Linked DNA regions of Mus musculus: region 2 is linked to region 1. The links are chromatin contacts, found by Hi-C or POLR2A ChIA-PET in ENCODE. All regions are on one chromosome and are shown on one strand. Each heading gives the region's core, a stretch centred on a gene start or an enhancer-like site at or near the end of the contact. The rest is flanking DNA. Distances are from core to core; before and after follow the strand shown. Region 1 holds the start of Wdr73 (WD repeat domain 73). Region 2 holds the start of Sec11a (SEC11 homolog A, signal peptidase complex subunit).

Region 1 (4,051 bases), core at 177-2,676:
GTTGTCATGACTACCCTGTGAAGTTGGGGCTATATTCTGGGAAAACCAATCCCCCTGACTCCTCAGGTCTTCCAGGGAGAAAGGTTCTCACTGAGAGGCTCAGCTGAGAGCCTGCAGCTGCCCTCCTGGGTACACTCAGCATTTCCCTGATTTGTGGACTCCAGAGTCAAGTCTTCCCTTCTTGCCTTCAGTACAGGAGGCTGCTGGAGCCACTACTGCAGAAGTGATGCCAATAATGGAACAAACCGGATGCTGGGCTTAGAATGTGTCCATCCAGGGAAGCTGACAATGGAACCCTAGCAGTGGCCTCCTCTGGATGTAAATCCTAAGCTCAAATGTGTTAATCTGTTACTGTGATTTCTGGTTGGGTCACCAGGAATGTTAATGATGCAGACACAAAGTCTTTCCTGCTGTATTTCTTGCTTCCCTGGTGAAGTGGTGAATAAAAATACTGCTCTTTACACAGAATGTCTGGGCCTCTCCTTCCACCCACATTTGAGGAAAGAGGGAAGGGTTCTGGAGGGTGGCATGTTCAGAGAGCTAGGGTGGTCTTAGAAAAGCCCCATCACCCCCCACCATGGCACCAGCCAGCCAGCTCTCAGCAGTCAGGTGTTGTGTTGGCTGCACTGATCCAGCCACGAGTGAGTTCTGCTACCAAAAGCTTCTTCCCCTGCAGTGGGGGGCTACCTACACTATGCTGCACTCGCCCCACCTTTGATCCCCATGGCAAACTTTAGTGCACTACCTGGTGCATACGGGAGAGAGCCACACTAGAATCCAGCCCTGCTGTGTTCTTTTTCTTCTCCGAATGTAGGGTCCTCCATACATGTTGCCAAAGTTATCGAATAAAAATTAAGTTGGAATGTCAGATACTTTGTTGATCGTGTCCTGTGTAACAGTAGACTGGCCTCGAACTCTCTATGCAGCAGATGATGACCTAAAACTTCTGATCAGTCATGCGCCACCGCGCTGGGTTTTTTGTCTATTTTTACGGGGTACTGAAAAGCTAACTCCGTGCATGCCGGGCAAGCACTCTAGCAGCTGAGCTACATCCCCAGTTAAACAAGATTCCTTTCATTTTAAAAAATAAAAAAGTCCTTAAGTATCCTTTACGGACAATACACGCAAACTTAAATTAACTGTTCACTTGAAGTGCCAATTAAGTCTGTATTGTACCTGCTTTGGGACACTGACAGCTCTTTGGCTGCACATTCTTGATCCTAAATATACATTAGGGGTATATTTGATGTCTCCGATCCTGCTTGTAGCTGACATCGATGGATCTGGTTTTTTTGCGTCGTTTTCACCCGGACTCTGCACACAGAACAGAAGAAACATCAACAGGGCTTCGCGCAGCGCTGAGCGCTTCCGCCCCAGCCAGCGGAAGACCACGCCCTCTCCTCGCGAGAGCGCGCGCCTGCCCAGGAAGTCTGGCTGGCGGAAGTGGAGCGACGGAAGCCACAGTTGCTATGGAGCTCGCTGAGGACTGGCTCGTGGAGTCTTTGCGATTGTAAATTGGCCCGTGGGCGGGTCTGATGGGCAATGGGAGAGGGCGCGTGCGGTTGTGGGCTCGTGGGCAGTGCCCAGGCACGGACCGATGGAGGTCCTGACCCCCGGCCTCTAGCTCTGGGACTCTGGGTCCTTTGTAAGCAAGTAATGTGACCAGATCCGCGCATGTGAGGGCTGATAAGGCACACATGGCCGGTTACCCTGGGCCGGATTCTAGGTTAACTTGAACACAGGTTTCTCCTGATTGTTCACCTCAACTTGGGGAAATCAACTTTATGGGAGTTCCGCAGGTGAGGAACCAAGGCTTGGTTCCTTATGGCCAGCCCGGTCTCATACACCAGGGAGGAAAATGCAGAAGAAAAGATTCAGCCCCATGTTTACCTAACTCCAGAGCCTGGTTCCACCAGTCCTTCAGCGATCTCCCAGTTCTTGGTTAGCTGTGCGTCGCGTGATTTTTGTAACCCTATCCTGCAGGTACCAAGACTTCCATGCATTTGACCTCTCAGGAGCCACTCGAGTCCTTGAGTGGATTGGTGAAAAAGGTAATATATCTTGCCTGCTACTAAACGAGATGCGTTTCTGCCTCATGGGCTGAATTTTAAAGTCTGAGCCGCTAGGGAGACCCATTCAACTTCCATCCCCTGACACAAGGCTACTCAGAGAATGGGGAAGGTATTGGGAGAATTTATAAATCCAGCCACGATCCACGATATTTCTAACTCTTTGTCATAGTTACTGTTTTATTTCAGGAGTCTTTGTTGCTGGTTATGAAAGTTTGAAAAAAAATGAGATTCTTCATTTGATACTACCTCTCAGGCTCTCTGTACAGGAAAACCAGGTAACTTAAATAGAGAAGCTGATTATCTGTGTCAATTTATTATGCATTTCTGGAGTGCCTGTTACTCTGCCTGACAAGTACCTGGGGCTGCCACAGAAGGAGGGGGGGGGGGCGGGCGGCGGCGTGTGCAAACCTTTAATCCAGGCACTTGGGAGGCAGAGGCAGGTGAATCTCTGTGAGTTTGGGGCCAGCTTGGTCTACAGAACGAGTTCCAGGACATCCAAGGTTACACAGAGAAACCCTGTCTCAAAAAAAAAGAAAAACAAAACCAAAGTCTAGAACAAGGCCCCTGTGCATGGGGATGAATGCCAAGGACAAGCAGGTGGTCGCAGGAGAGCTGCTACAGGCAAAGAGCAGTCTTACTTTATCAGAAATAGACGTGGGCTGGAGAGATGGTTCGGGGGCTCAGAGCACTCTGCGCTTCCAGAGGATCTGCGTTTGACTCCTGGCACCCACATTGCAGTTCACAACTTGCTGTAACTCCTTTCCAGGGCATCCAGCATTTGCAGGCAGGCAAAACATCCGCATACATAAAATAAATTTTAAAAATGTAGAGCCTTGAGAAGTAGTCAGTGGTGCAGTGCTCACAGAGCATCTTAGTCCCTCACAGACAAGAGATGAGGGAGCCATGTGGATGAGTAAGGTCGCCTGGGATGAGGGAGCAGGATCTGAGGCGGCAGGGCAGAGCCTTGGGGAGCACATTTAAATGATGCGGAGAAAGAATAGTCTTTGAAATAGGGGGAGAGAATGTGTGAGTGTAGCTAGTGGCTGCTCCTAGCCAGCCAGGGTTACACAGAACTTGTCTCAAAAAAAATAAAAAAAAAAAAAAGAAGAAAGAGAGAGAGAGGAAGGAAGACAGACAGACAGATGTGCCAGGCAGTGGTGGCGCACGCCTTTAATCCCAGCACTTGGGAGGCAGAGGCAGGCGGATTTCTGAGTTCGAGGCCAGCCTGGTCTAGAGAGTGAGTTCCAGGATAGCCAAGGCTACAGAGAAACCCTGTCTCAAAAAACCAAAAAAAAGAAAGAAAAAAAAAAGAAAGAAAACAGATGTTCTTAATAGAGTGAACACTTGTTACATGGTTGTTTTGTCTTTATTGCTAGAAAGACCCACCTTGCTTGTAGTGGGAGGGTGAGTGGGTTGGTGGTAGTAATCTTTGCATTCTTGGGTTAAGCTGTTTGTCTTCTGTGTCTTCCTCTAGGAAGGTGTAAACTGTTTTTGCCCCATAATCCAAGGGCTAGGACAGACTAGAAAAAGGCTTGGGGATAGGCAGGAGGGAAAAAAGAAGCTGACCACGTACGTAGATATTTACACGAGTAGATGAGCCCTGCCGAGGTCCAGCCGAGTGACTTTGATGCCTCCTTCCCTAGTGCTCATCTGGAAAGCAGGTGCTGAGCAGGGCGTGGTGGTGCATGCACACCCTTAATCCCAACGCCTTTTTTTAAAAAAGATTTATTTATTTATTATATGTAAGTACACTGTAGCTGTCTTCAGACACTCCAGAAGAAGAGGCCATCAGATCTCATTACCGTCGGTTGTGAGTCGCCATATGGGTGCTGGAATTTGAACTCAGGACCTTCAGAAGAGCAGTCAGTGCTCTTAACCGCTGAGCCATCTCTCCACCCCCAATCTCAGCACTCTATTTTGAGGCCGACCTGGTCTACAGAGCAAGTTCCAGGACAGCCAGGGCTATACAGAGACCCTGC
Region 2 (4,504 bases), core at 1,706-4,205, 46 kb before region 1:
GGCACTTGCCACCAAGGTTGACAACCAGAGTTCAATTCCTGGAATTGTGTGTGGTGAAAATAGAGAACTGACTCCTTAAAGTTGTCCTCAACCCGCACATGGGCACTGTGGCATGTACAAGCTCCTCTCCAATCAATCAATCAATCAATCAATCAATCAATCAATCAATGTGATTTTTAAAGAGCCAGGTGCTTGTGGGCATGGTAGTGCATACCTTTAATCCAAGCACTTAAAAGACAGACGCAGGCAGATCTCTATGAGTTCAAGGCTAGCCTGGTCTACACATCTAGAGAGTTCCAGGTTAGTCAGAGAAAATCAATGAGGTCAGTCTCAAAACACAAACAAAAAAACCAAAGCAATCAACATAACTAAAAGCAGCATCCAATACCCTGGCTTATGTTTTGTACAACTTGTCTAAGCTCCCAACCCACGTTTGTGCGTTGGTTGTCAGTATAACAATAAATGCCAAGTTTAGCATGTAACGTACATGAAAAAACACATTGCATTAACTATATTCTTTAAAAATTACTGCATTTGCCGGGCATGGTGGCACACGCCTTTAATCCCAGCACTCAGGAGTCAGAGGCAGGCAGATTTCTGAGTTCAAGGCCAGCCTGGTCTACAAAGTGAGTTCCAGGACAGCCAGGGCTACACAGAGGAACCCTGTCTCGAAAAATCAAAAAAAAAAAAAAATCACTGCATTTATCATGTGTGAGCGCATGTGTGGCACGGTTAATGTGTGGAGGTCAAAGAGCAGTTTTGGGGAGTCCGTTCTCTTCTTCTGCTGTGTGGATCCTGGGTATCGAATTCATGTTTTGAGCCTTGACAACAGCCCAACATCAACTGCATTCTCTCTATTGGGTATGTATTTAGATAAACTGTAGCAGCAATACAATCTGAAAAAAAGAAAATACATTTTGGCCAGTTGTGATCCCAGCCCTCAGGAAGCTAAAGCTAGAGGCTTCTTGTGAGTTTGAGATCAGTCTGGCCTACAGAGTACATTCCAAGTCAGCTGGAACTGGACAGAAACAAACACAAAACAATCCAAAAAAACCCCACAAAAACCCAGGAGGGCTTAAAGTTTCCAAGTGCTGGGATCACAGGCATGTACCATCTGTTCTAGCAACAACCTAAATGGTTTGTGTGTAAGTGCATGTGTGTATGTGTGTGTGCATGGATGCACACTCTCGTGCATGTGTGTGTTCGCATGCCTGTGGAGGCCAGAGGACAACTTCTGGTATTGTGACTCAGCTGTTGTTTACTTATTAGAAAAATTTAGAGATTTTATTTTTGCAATTTTAAAATTATGTTTTTGTGTGTGTGCCTGGGCATGGGTGTGTGCATATGAATATGTGTCCATAGAGTCCAGAAGAGGGTGCCAGATCCCTTGGAGCTGGAGTTACAGGTTAGCTACTAAAAATGGGTGCTAGGAATTGTACTGGAGTTCTCTGGAAGAGCAGCCAGTGCCAGGGATCTGTCTGTCTCTGCCTCCCAGCACTGACATTACAAATCTATGCTACTATGCCCAGCTTTTTTTTTTTTTTTTTTTTTTTTTGGTAGCATCTCTCTATTATGAATCTCTGGCTGTCCTGGAATTCACTATTTAGACCAGGCTGGCCTCGAACTTGCAGAGATCTACCTGTCTTCCCCCCATCACCCACTTGTACGAGATGCTTTTAAAGCTTCCCAACTAAATAGCTTATTCACCTTTTTTGGACCCACAGGATTTTGAGCTGCTCTTGGGGCTCTTCAAGGCACAAAATACAGGGTCAAAGCTCATTCCCACTTAATTTGAACTTAGGTTGAATTTAACACTGACAAGCTTATGTGAAGGTTTCTACTAGCCAGAATTTAGATCGAGAACCACATCAACAGTTATTAATGAAGAAGTCATTCTGATACACATATCTGGTACTGTCACGGAAGCTGGGATACCTATGGGGCACCCCATGGGGGTTTCTATGTATTTTCTTTTATAAAACTTTCTAACTTGGAAATTCTAAACATTTCCTATCCCATCTCAGTAAATGTAAGGTTTCTACTAATAGTTGAAGATAGTCTTTCTCTCTTTCCTCTCTTTAAATTCAAGTACTGATTTTGTGCCTTATACATGCCAGCTGTGCGGCCACCACTGGGAATTTAACAGTGAACAAGACATCAGCGGTTTCCTTTCCATTCTCACACCTACTTTATTGTGCTATAATTCACATACCATACAGTCCACTAAGGCGCACAATTCAATGGTTTTAGTATATACATGGAGTTGTACATCTATCACCCACCAAAAGAAACCCCATGGCAATGATGTCACTTCTAATCCCCGCCCCTGTGAAAATTTGCGGGTCAAATAAATGGCTCACATCCAAGTGTCAGGAGACAAAGCAAATCACTGTTGGTAAAGGTCAAAACTGAGACGGGTCTTCCTGGCCACCTGCACCACCAGTGCCCTCATGACACTAAGGCATCTTGTGATCAATTGGCGTGTGTGTGTGTGTGTGTGTGTGTGTGTGTGTGTGTGTGTGTGTGTGTATACAATGCTTTAAAAGACACACACAGCTTCCGGTAGCGAACCGCAGCGTGCTCCACCTGAGAACAAACAGCAAGGCACCACGTCCCGAGCCACACCCGTGCCCCAGCAGCACGCAGGAAGACACCGACTTCGCGCTGGCGCAGACTCGGCTTCCGATTGGCCAGGCCTGTCCAAGGGCCCGCCTTCCGCACGCTGTGGGCTTAGCTAACCTAGGGTCACTGTCTTCGGGAGCCGCCGCGCGGGCTGAGCACAGAAAGCAGCCTTCAGCCGGTTCTCGGCCGGAGAAGGCTACGGTCCTTTTTTGACAAGGCCAGGCCCTGGGCTGTTCTAGGGGGCTCACAAGTCATTCTTTGTCCATTCTCTGCTCAGAAGGGAGGAGCTTCGCCTGCTCCCGCCCCGGAAGCGGAAGTGCAGGCATCAGGGGGTTCTGTCCACGGTGAGCCCGGCCCGTGTTGCAGCGGTCCCTCTTGGTGGTTCTATCGCGCCCTCTTGGCTGCTAGTTGTCGCGCTCTCCATCTCACCATGCTGTCTCTAGACTTTCTAGACGATGTGCGGCGGATGAACAAGAGGCAGGTGAGACGGGCCGCCCTCTCTCTCTCTGCCAGGGTTCCTCTGGTCTCTTTGCCGTTGCGGGGCGCCCCGCGGATCTCTGGGCGGGATTGAGGGCCTGCGTGGGTCGGTTGCCTGTATGGATCATTTCTTTCTTTGCAGACTGTAGGTAGCCAAGACCTCTTTGCCCCCATTCATAGCACCAGATTCGGGGGACCGAGAGGGAAGGAGAGAACCTTTGCGATCCCTTCCCCCCGAGGAGGCAGGGGAGTAAGTGAAAACTATAGGGCGCTTTGTAAGTGGGAGTTTGGGACACTGTAAAGCGGCAGACTTAACCGTTTCTGGTGGGGCTCTGGGGAAAGCCATTACAGGTCCCACAGGAGCCGTTGTGTTGCTTTCATTGTGTAGCCACCTTTCAGCCCAGCTAGACCTCAGTGAGCTTCATCCATTTTAACTAGGGTCACTCTAAGCTCGGAGTTGAATCTGTTATACCACTTGTGTGCCAGTTTCCTTGGCAGAAAGGTGACAGTCCACTGAATCTTTGATGATAGATGTCAGTGGAACAGAAATCTTGAAACTTAAATCAGATTTTATCCTTCAGTCTTGCTGTCTTCTAGCTCATGTGTTAGAAGGTACTGAGAACACGGTCACCTTTTTGTCTCCTGAACCGAATGTTCTGGTAGCAATTGACCTTTTCCCTGCCTCCCTACCCCCCTCGTATTTTGGTATTAAGAATTGTCTCATTTAAAGATTTGGTTTATTTTGGAACAGGACTTTGTTTTGCCCTGTTTATAATTATTACATAGAAAAGTAGGTCCGTCTCTTCTTAGACATACATACAAAATTGTGAGACATTCCAGTCAGAACAGCTTTAAGGAGTAGCTGTCACTTAACTGTCTTCTGTATGGACTCCTATTTCGGTGATGGGGATCAATACCAGGGCCTTGCATTCATCACAGGCTACCAGAACCGCGCTTCTAGTTTTGAAAGACCTTATTTTTATTACTTTATTTCGAGACAGAGTCTTGCTATGTAGTCCTCCTGCCTCAGCCTCATGAGAGGTAGATTTATAGATATATGTCACAACATGGCATCACTGGCTGGTATGACTCTGCCCTGTTGCCTGGAACTCACCGTGTAGCCCAAGCTGGCTTTGAGCTGGACTCCTGCCTTCGCATCTTGAGTCAGGGTAAATAACCGTATTTTCTTTTTTAAGTTTGTTTGATTGTTTTTCAAATGTGCTGAAAATCATTCCTAGCACTAGGCAAGTGATCTGTCACTGAGCACATGTATCCTCCATCTGGAAAGACCTTTTCTTCCTTCCTTCCTTTCTTTCTCCTCCTCCTCCTCCTCCTTCTCCTCCTTTTTTTTTTTTTTTTTTTAGATAAGGCCTCACATGTAGATGAGGCTGGTTTGGAAATCAGA

What was found. A loop is a pair of places that touch in the nucleus more often than their neighbours do. ChIA-PET counts read pairs that join two places held with the same protein, here RNA polymerase II (POLR2A).
Region 2: a map of heart shows a loop between it and region 1 (2.9-fold over the local background). The contact joins the promoter of Sec11a here to the promoter of Wdr73 in region 1. A Hi-C loop is called at or near these places in 6 of 37 maps with a recorded cell type or tissue (heart, left cerebral cortex and v-Abl transformed pro-B cells). POLR2A ChIA-PET finds 5 or more read pairs at or near these places in 5 of 5 experiments (Patski and embryonic stem cell).

What each region holds. Positions count from the first base shown.
Region 1 is chr7:80,898,644-80,902,694 of GRCm38, reverse strand. It overlaps Wdr73 (WD repeat domain 73), which reads left to right and starts at 1,426. Exons shown (of 8, transcript NM_028026.2): 1 at 1,426-1,510; 2 at 1,984-2,051; 3 at 2,259-2,347. The coding sequence starts at 1,470. Nmb (neuromedin B) reads left to right here. Exons shown (of 3, transcript NM_026523.4): 3 at 192-468. The coding sequence ends at 227.
Region 2 is chr7:80,946,001-80,950,504 of GRCm38, reverse strand. It overlaps Sec11a (SEC11 homolog A, signal peptidase complex subunit), which reads left to right and starts at 2,955. Exons shown (of 6, transcript NM_019951.1): 1 at 2,955-3,103. The coding sequence starts at 3,053.